3 separate regions of the Homo sapiens genome follow, and regions 1 and 3 are each linked to region 2. Evidence: chromatin contacts called from ENCODE Hi-C or POLR2A ChIA-PET data. All regions are on one chromosome and are shown on one strand. The core of a region is the stretch at or near the end of the contact, and the rest is flanking DNA. Distances in the headings are between cores, read along the strand shown.

Region 1 (2,700 bases), core at 12-2,511, 190 kb before region 2:
CCGCCTCCTGGGTTCAAGCAATTCTCCTGCCTCTGCCTCCTGAATAGTTGGGAATATAGGCGTGCGCCACCATGCCCAGCTAATTTTTTGCATTTTTAGGAGACGGAGTTTCACCATGTTGGCTGTGCTGGTCTCGCGCTCCTGACCTCAGGTGATCCACCCACCTCAGCCTCCCAAGTAGCTGAGATTACAGGCACCCGCCACCACGCCCGGCTAATTTTTGTATTTTTAGTAGAGATGATGTCTCACCATGTTGGCCGAGGTGGTCTCAAACTCCTGACTTCAAATGATCCACCCGCCTTGGCCTCCCAAAGTGTTGGGATTGCAGGCATGAGCCACTGCACCCGGCCTAGTTTTTTACTAGTTTCTTAATGCTTTTAGCTATGTTATAGAATAAATTGCATTCCCCTAAAAAATATGTTGAAGTCCTAAACCCCATACTTCAGAATTTGACCTTATTTGGAAATAGGGTCATTGCAGATTAGTTAAGATGAAATCATAGTTGAGTAGGGTAGGCCTCTAATCCAGTATGACTTACGTGTCCTCATAAAAAAAAAAGGATGCCTTGTGAACACAGACATGCACAGAAGGAAGACAGCATGCGGACACACAGGGAGAAGTGGCGCATGACTGGGGTGATGCTTCCATAAGCCAAGGAGTGTCAGGGACGGCCAGCAGACCCCAGAGCCTGGCCGAGGCAGGGGATGGCACTCCAAAGCCATTACAGACCACAAGGCCTACTGACACCTTCATTGTGGACTTCCAGCCTTCAGAACTTCGAGACCATACATTTCTATTGTTACATGTGTCCTAGGAAAAAACAGGCTGCTTCCTATAAATGTTGATATGTTGTATTTTCATTTTTATTCAGTTCAGAATATTTTCTATTTTCCCTTGTGACTTTAGAAGTGTGTCATTTAATTTCTAAATATTTAGGTATTTCCTGGATTTCTTTGTTTTGTTGATTTCTAATGTAATTCCTGTATGGTCAGAATTATACTTTGTATAGTTTCAGTGTGTTTAATTTGTTAGATTAAAAAAAAAATCCCGTATTATATTCTGTCCTGGGGAATGTTTCATCAGTGCTTGAAAATAATGTGCATTATGAATTTATTAGGTGGAATGTTCCCTATATGTCAGATTGAATTGGTTGATAGTATTAAGTCTTCCTTATTCTTTCTCATTTTCTTTCTAGTTCTATTAGTTATTGAGAGTAGAGTATGAGATCTACAGTACTGTCGAATTTTACATTTTCACTTTCAGTTCTGTTGGTTTTTGCCTCGTGTTTTGAGACTATGTTATCTTGCGTGTGTTTATAGTTGTTACATCTGCCTGGGTGTTTTGACACTTCTCTCATTATGAAATGTCCCTCTTTGTCTCTATAAATGTTTTTGTTTTAAAGTCTATTTTGTCTGATGTCAGTATAGCCACTTCAGTTTTTTTATGGTTTATTTTTGCATACTATATCTTTTTCTGGCCTTTTAATCTCTTTGTATCTTCAATCGAAGGGATGTCTCTTACAGTCCTTTCCATCTGAGATCGGATCTTGTAGATTCAGCAGTTGAATCATATATATGTATTTTTCTTACCTGATAGAAGAGATTTTATTTTTAAAGTGTCACCTTAGACTGCAAGGATGTCTGTTGTACCTCCCCATTAATCAGCCAGAGGAGGAGCTGTGATATCAGAATGCCCACTCAACCCACCAGACATTTGAGACCCACCCTTTGCTGGCCTTCTGTAACCTTATTTATTTAGAGACGGAGTCTCGCTCTTGTTGCCCAGGCTGGAGTGCAATGGCGCGATCTTGGCTCACCGTAACCTCTGCCTCCCGGGTTCGAGTGATTGTCCTGCCTCTGCCTCCCGAGTAGCTAGGATTACAGGCATGTGCCACTGTGCCCGGCTAAGTTTTATATTTTTAGTAGAGATGGGGTTTCGCTGTGTTGGCCAGGCTGTTCTTGAACTCCTGAACTCAGGTGATCCGCCTGCCTCGGCCTCCCAAAGTGCTGGGATTACGGGTGTGAGCCACCGTGCCTGGCCTGTAACCTTATTTTTTAAAGCTTTTAATTTTAATTTTTGTTTTGTTTTATTTTTGTGTGTTTTAGAGACCTGGTCTTGCTGTTACCCTGGCTGGAGTGCAGTGGCGTGATCATAGCTCACTGCAGCCTTGACCCTGGGCTCAAGCAGTCCTCCCACCTTGGCTTCCTGATCAGCTGGGACCACTGGCATCTGCCACTATGTCCAGCTAATTTTTAAATTTTTTGTAAAGATGGGGTCTTCCTATGTTGCTCAGGCTGGTTTTGAACTCCTGGCCTCAAGTGATCCTCCCATCTTGGTCTCCCAAAGTGCTAGGATTACAGGTGTGCACCCCTGTGCCTGGTCTGAAATTTTCTTTTTTTAATCAAGAGCAAGTAGATACATGTTTTCTCTGAGCCCAATATGCAGAGAAGGAAAAAATGCTAGAATTCTCTGCATTATAGGGGCCTGGCGCCCTTTAGCTTCCAACAGTGCAAAGGGGGCAGAAAGTTGTTCTTTTTTCCATAGAACATGGTGATGTTGATTCCATACAAGTTTGTTGAGATAGGAAGGGATAAAAATGAGTTTGAAACAGAAAGAGGTAGAGATTCTTTTCACATTTTATTCTCCTCAAGGTATTTCCCCCCCAGATAAGTTGAGATCCACGGTGTAGACAAAAGAGAC
Region 2 (2,700 bases), core at 177-2,676:
TGACACATTCTCTTGACTGATAGTAAAGCTTGGAGCCAGGTAGTGTTAGGTCCTCATACTCCTCATACTCGGTTTTTTTTTCAAAACTGTTTTGCTCCTCCATGTCCTTTGCATTTCCATAGACAATTGAGAGCCCGGGCGTCAGTACAGGCCAAGGCTGCTGGAATTTTTGCTGAGACTGCACTAAATCTGCTGGCCATTATCGCATTGAGCCTTCTGACCCTGTGTCTGTAGGTGGCCCAGCTGTCTTTGAGTTTGATATTGAGTTTCTCTCAGCAGAGCCTTGTAGCTTTTAGTATGTAGATCTTACACTGTGTTTTGTTAAATGTATTCCTAAGCACATCATACTTTTCATGTATTATAAACAGTATTGTTTTTAAATTTCATCTTCCAGTTGTTTGTTGGAAATAATGCGGAAATACTTGATTTTTTTGTGCATTGACCTTGTTAAATGTATGAATTCTACTCACTTTTTGGACTATTAGGCTTGTCTGCACATGTGGTCACGTCATGTGTGAGTAAAGACAGTTTTTCTTCTCGCGTTCTGAGCCGTGCAGCTTTGTTTTCTGGAAGGTCGGGCATAATGCTTGTTCTCTTCCCGGCACTGGGGGAAGAGGTGTCCTTACCCTGTCTAATGTTAGCTTCAGGCCTTTTGTAAATGCTCCCTGGGTTGTCAGAATTCACTTCCTTGGCTGCAGGATGAGGCCTCTGCTTCCTTGCTGGCTGGCAACCGGGGGTGCTCTGAGCTCCTAGAGGCAGCTCTCTTCTTGAAGGCCAGCAGGAGAATGTCGGGGCTTTGCCACGCTGCCTTCCTCACATTCTGTGGGCCAGAAGCAAGTCACGCTCAAGGGGATGGGTTGATACAAGGGAGACTCTTGGGGCTGCCTTAGAATTCTACATGTGTGTGGGCCGACTCCCTCTCCTCACGGGCACCTGCCTTCCCCACTCCGAGCCACGGCCACGCTGACTTGCTTCCTGCAATCCTGCCTTTTCCACAATATCATGTAAGTGGAATCACATGCCATCTGGCCTTTACCATTTCCTGGCTGGGTCATGTGTGAGTGACCTTCAACTGTATGAGAAACTGCCCAGAGGTGCCACCCTGGGCACCTCTGTTTGTGTCCTGTGGATTTGGCTGGGCCATCAGTCTTGGGTGGGAGGGCAAGTGCAGCACCAGCTGACCCATCACAGTCAGAAGCAGGAGCCCTTAGCATCTCAGAAACCCTGATGCTCTTGTATTTGAAGGAGGCATATTTTTCCTCTTGTTGCTTGATGGATAGAAATAGAGTAGGTTTTTAAAATTAACTCTTTAACCTGTGGCCTAAAGTCACCTATTAAGTGTAATGATATGTGTGGGTCCATTGTTTTGTGTGTGTGTGCCCGTGTCATCACCACGCAGGCTGCCCCGGTCCCCTTGGTTTCACTTCTCATTCTTGTCGTCTACACCGGCGGGGCTGCCCAGTGTCAGGGAGGAGGCGTGGCCTTTCAGGACTGTTTCCCGTGATGCTGTTGTGCAGGCGTCGGGATGCTTTTATCAGAATAACAAAGTTCTCTTTTCTGTCCCAAAGAGTTTCATGAATTGTTGTTGAATTTTGTTGAACATTTAAAAAAATCTATTGAAATAAGCCTATGATTTTTCTCCTTGTTCTGTTAATGTGAATATCTGATTTATATGCTATTGTTACTGGAAATAATTTATGTGTATTTTAACCATGTGGCGTCAGTGCTGTGTTGTGTGGTCAGTCTGGGTCCATAGGGGGTGGGTGGGTGGGGCGGTGTGTTCCTGTTTCTGTGCCGTCTCCTTGCTGCCATATCTCCTGCCCTGGTCTCTCCTTCCAGCATCTGGCATCTCTGTAGGTCTGTTTCTAGCATCTGTTTTGCTGCTTATCTTCTTCTTTCCCTGTCTCCTCATGTTTCTGGTTAGTTTTGTTTGAGTGCCAGACATTGTATTTTCAAACCTGCTTGAAGAAGATGCACTGGGTCACCCCGGTCCACTTCCAGGCACCAGGAGGCCTCAGAGCTAAGCTGCAGGCCGTGGCCTCTGTCACCCCAGCTGACTTTAGCCTCCAGGTGGCCCTGGTTCCTGGGGCCTGTCTCAGTCCGTTGAGGCTGCTGTAACAGAACACCATAGACTGCACAACAGACTGGTTTCTCACAGTGCTGGAGGCCAGAAGTCCAAGGTCAAGGCACCTACTGGTTTGGTTCTCAGGAGGACCCCACCGCCTGGCTCATGGAGGGACCCTGCCTTCTCACTGCGTGATAACCAGTGAGACCAAGACAGGCGGGTGGAGCCGCAGCCCAGAGGAGAGGGGAGAGCTTTGCTGGGGCTTCGAAACCACCTCCTAATGGCAGCATTGTGCACACAGGCCTGTCTCCCTGCTGATGCGGCTGTGGCCTTCACTGGCCAGGTTCCTCCTGCTCACCTAGGGCCGCACCTCCCAAACTGTCTGTGTGGAAGGGCCATTTCCATATTCCCAGTTCACTGTGGGCCAATCCTTTTGTAAAATAAGGACTGCAACTTACCAGGCTGCTTTTAAGTTGTCACATTCAACAGGCACAATACTGCTCCATCAGATCGCTGCTGGAGGCTCTCAGTTCCTTGACTCGCTTGTCATGTTGGCCGGGGGGTCCCCGCCTCCTCCCCCACACGTCTGTGCTGTGCCTTCACACCTGTTCCATGGCATGGACTTTCTGTGCTTC
Region 3 (2,700 bases), core at 35-2,534, 150 kb before region 2:
GTGGAGAGGCCGTGGCCCCTTAGTCCTTGTGTTCGTGCTGCGCCCCTTCTCCCTGCACTCAGTGAAGCTCCCCCAGCACTTCCTGTCCAGCAGACATGACAGTGCAGAGACCCCAGGATTCTTCCAGGGCTCCGGCTACATACAGATGTGAAGCATTATTTACCTTTCGCTCTCATTCTGTGCTGAGTGTCAGGCACGAGATGTGTGATAGTGCCATAGAGGGCGTGCAGCAGGCGGTGTGAGCATCTGGCTCTGCTGACTGGAAAAGATAGGTGCACAAATGTAAAACCGTATCACTTTTGTTTCTTTTTTTAAAAGAATACTTCATTTTCATAAAGTGTTTTATGTTAACGCGTAGTAGGTTTATTGTTATTTGTACAGGAGGTTTTGACAAATGGTAAAACTAACTTGATGCCATTTTCATAAAGTATTTTATGTTAACATGTAGTAGGTTTATTGTTATTTGTACAGGAGGTTTTGACATAGTAACACTAACTCGGTGGCATTTTCATAAAGTAAATTTTATGTTAGCACGTAGTAGGTTTATTTTATTTGTACAGGAGGTTTTGACATGGTAACACTAACTTGGTGCCATTCTGGCAACTCGTGGACAAAATCCCTTTGGGGTACTCAGTGTGTTTAGAGTGTGACGTGGTCTTGAGAATGAAAAGTTTGGGAATTGTTGTTTTACCGTAAACCAAAGCGCCTGGCGCAGTACTGCAGTGAACTAACCAACCAACCAACCAGTTTCTGCCTCTCGTAGAGCTGACATTCTGATTGGGGATAAGTTTCACATTTTTGTGTCATATCCTTCAAAATAGTCAACTCCTTAGGTTTAATGTCTTTTTATCAACATGGAGATTTTGAATGAAATTCAGCCATGAGTGTGTGTTTGTTTTCCCATGCTATCTCAATCGTATTACAGAGCAGTGTTGTGGAAACATTTAAAAAACAATCTCTGACATGAGTAGGAATGTGGTCTTCTACCAGGAACTTTACCGATTGCAGAGAATTTATTAATATTACTACTATACCTTGTGGTTTTCTGCATGCAGGTTTAAGCCTGCATTTACACTTCTAACCACAAGGTGGTGCTTTTGTTCTAGGTCCGAAGGCTGACACCGGGCTGGATGGAGCTTGAGAACCAGTTTTATATGGGTTGCTTTTTTGCCAATTTAAGATGATTCTGCTTTGAAGTGCTTAGCAAAGAACCTTACCTTCCTTTTGCATCAGGGTTGTCTCATCTTAGAGTGACATCCTAGAGTGTGTAGGAACCTCCCAGCAGGTGTTTATTGAGCACCCCTTACTTGTGTGCTAGTCTGGGTGCCTGGTGGTGCTCAGAGCTGGCCTGGACCAAGTCCCCAGGGGTTTGTGGTCCCTCACCATTCTCGACTGCTGCTTTTATATTTGTTGTATTTCTGATAGGACCGTTGCTCACGTTGCTCTTCTGATCTGAAAAAAGAAATAGGCTTCTCATTTTTTCATGGTGTGTAAGTTCTGTACAGCCTTATTTTTATGTCTCATGTTGTTCTGAAGAGGAGATGGGTGTCCTGGGAGGCAGGGCAGCTGTGTCCAGCTGCAGTGTCCCTGGTGGCTGAGCTGAAGGCAGTGTGAAGCTCCGGCCTCGAGGATGTGCCAGGGAGTGTGTGGAGGTCATGTCTGTGTCCCTCCCTCAGACCCGCACTCCCAGCCTGTGCTTTACACCAGACAACTCCTGGCGAAACTGCGCTGCTGCCCTGCCTGGCACTGGCCCTGCCCTCAGGGAGGCTCTGGCCGGGGCTGCCAGTGTTCATCAGTGTCTTCAAAACTTGTTTCTCACATTAGAAAAATGTTAAGGCCCGTCATTTCATGGTGGTAATTGTGTGAGAGTATGTATGAATTGAAAAGATGGAAAATGACACAATTACTATGAATATAGTAAGATTAAAAAACAGCATCTGTATGTGTCAACATATTACTTAGCCTCCCGGAGCCAATACTAGCAGGACCTGAGAGTCTGTGGGTCCCTCCTAGGGCTGTACTGTTCTCTGGAGCCTGGGGGCTGAGGCCTTGATTGGGGGCAGGACAATCTGTTGTCTTGGAATAGAGCCCAGGAGGCCCAGACAAGGTGCTGACCAGCTAAAGCTGCTTTTTTCACACACTGTTTGAAATACGGTTAGTGGAGAGAGGCAGTGGGGCGATCCAGGGTGGGCAGGGAGACGTTCTAAAACACCAAGGCATTCCTCACAGGGTCTGGAGCGCAGTGAGCTTAGAAAACCAGCACCGTAACACATGCTGCCCTTTACGAGGCAGTGGTGGGGCGAGGGGGGCTGCACGTGTGACCCGCCTGCACCAGGGCCTCCTGAAGGCCAACCTCTCCATCGAGCCCTGTTCTGAGACCAAATTCCAGGTGCCGAAAGACATTAAACAGGATTGTGCTCTTCACTGGCATCTATCAAAGAGCACCAACATGATATAAATTAAAACCCACAGTAAAATCTCTCAGAATTCCGTCCCCTTTTCTGGCTCTCCCACACTCTGCAGGCTGACGGAGAATCTCACTGTTGGCCAGTGTCCCCAGATGCCCTGACTCTCGGCTCCAGCGCTCTTTCTTTGTGTTCTGTCTGGTCTAGAAGAGCAAGTCCAGGTAGCTGTGGCGCCGCCTGTGCCTTGCCTCCTGCAGTCTGCCTACGATTGCACGACTCACCTCTTGATGTGTGA

The links. A loop is a pair of places that touch in the nucleus more often than their neighbours do. ChIA-PET counts read pairs that join two places held with the same protein, here RNA polymerase II (POLR2A). Pooled maps may share reads with other maps.
Region 1: a loop to region 2 is called in a pooled map, with 2.4 times the contacts of the local background. The contact joins two enhancer-like sites. A Hi-C loop is called at or near these places in 1 of 50 pooled maps. POLR2A ChIA-PET finds 5 or more read pairs at or near these places in 3 of 52 experiments (AG04449, HEK293 and IMR-90).
Region 3: a pooled map shows a loop between it and region 2 (9-fold over the local background). The contact joins two enhancer-like sites. A Hi-C loop is called at or near these places in 2 of 37 single-sample maps with no recorded cell type and 5 of 50 pooled maps. POLR2A ChIA-PET finds 5 or more read pairs at or near these places in 1 of 52 experiments (WTC11).

The regions. Positions count from the first base shown.
Region 1 is chr9:137,638,195-137,640,894 of GRCh38, forward strand. All of the region lies in intron 1 of EHMT1 (euchromatic histone lysine methyltransferase 1), which reads left to right. It also overlaps the pseudogene SETP5. Among named protein-coding and RNA genes, the nearest start is that of EHMT1, 21 kb to the left of the region's middle. Within about 2 kb of position 1,262, at least 4 of the 41 ENCODE cell types and tissues checked have a DNase peak (open chromatin) inside an H3K27ac peak, as active enhancers do.
Region 2 is chr9:137,824,390-137,827,089 of GRCh38, forward strand. All of the region lies in intron 25 of EHMT1 (euchromatic histone lysine methyltransferase 1), which reads left to right. Among named protein-coding and RNA genes, the nearest start is that of MIR602, 13 kb to the right of the region's middle. Within about 2 kb of position 1,427, at least 3 of the 41 ENCODE cell types and tissues checked have a DNase peak (open chromatin) inside an H3K27ac peak, as active enhancers do.
Region 3 is chr9:137,671,912-137,674,611 of GRCh38, forward strand. The region is part of intron 1 of EHMT1 (euchromatic histone lysine methyltransferase 1); the gene reads left to right. Among named protein-coding and RNA genes, the nearest start is that of EHMT1, 54 kb to the left of the region's middle. RefSeq lists an enhancer at 1,526-1,635. Within about 2 kb of position 1,285, at least 6 of the 41 ENCODE cell types and tissues checked have a DNase peak (open chromatin) inside an H3K27ac peak, as active enhancers do.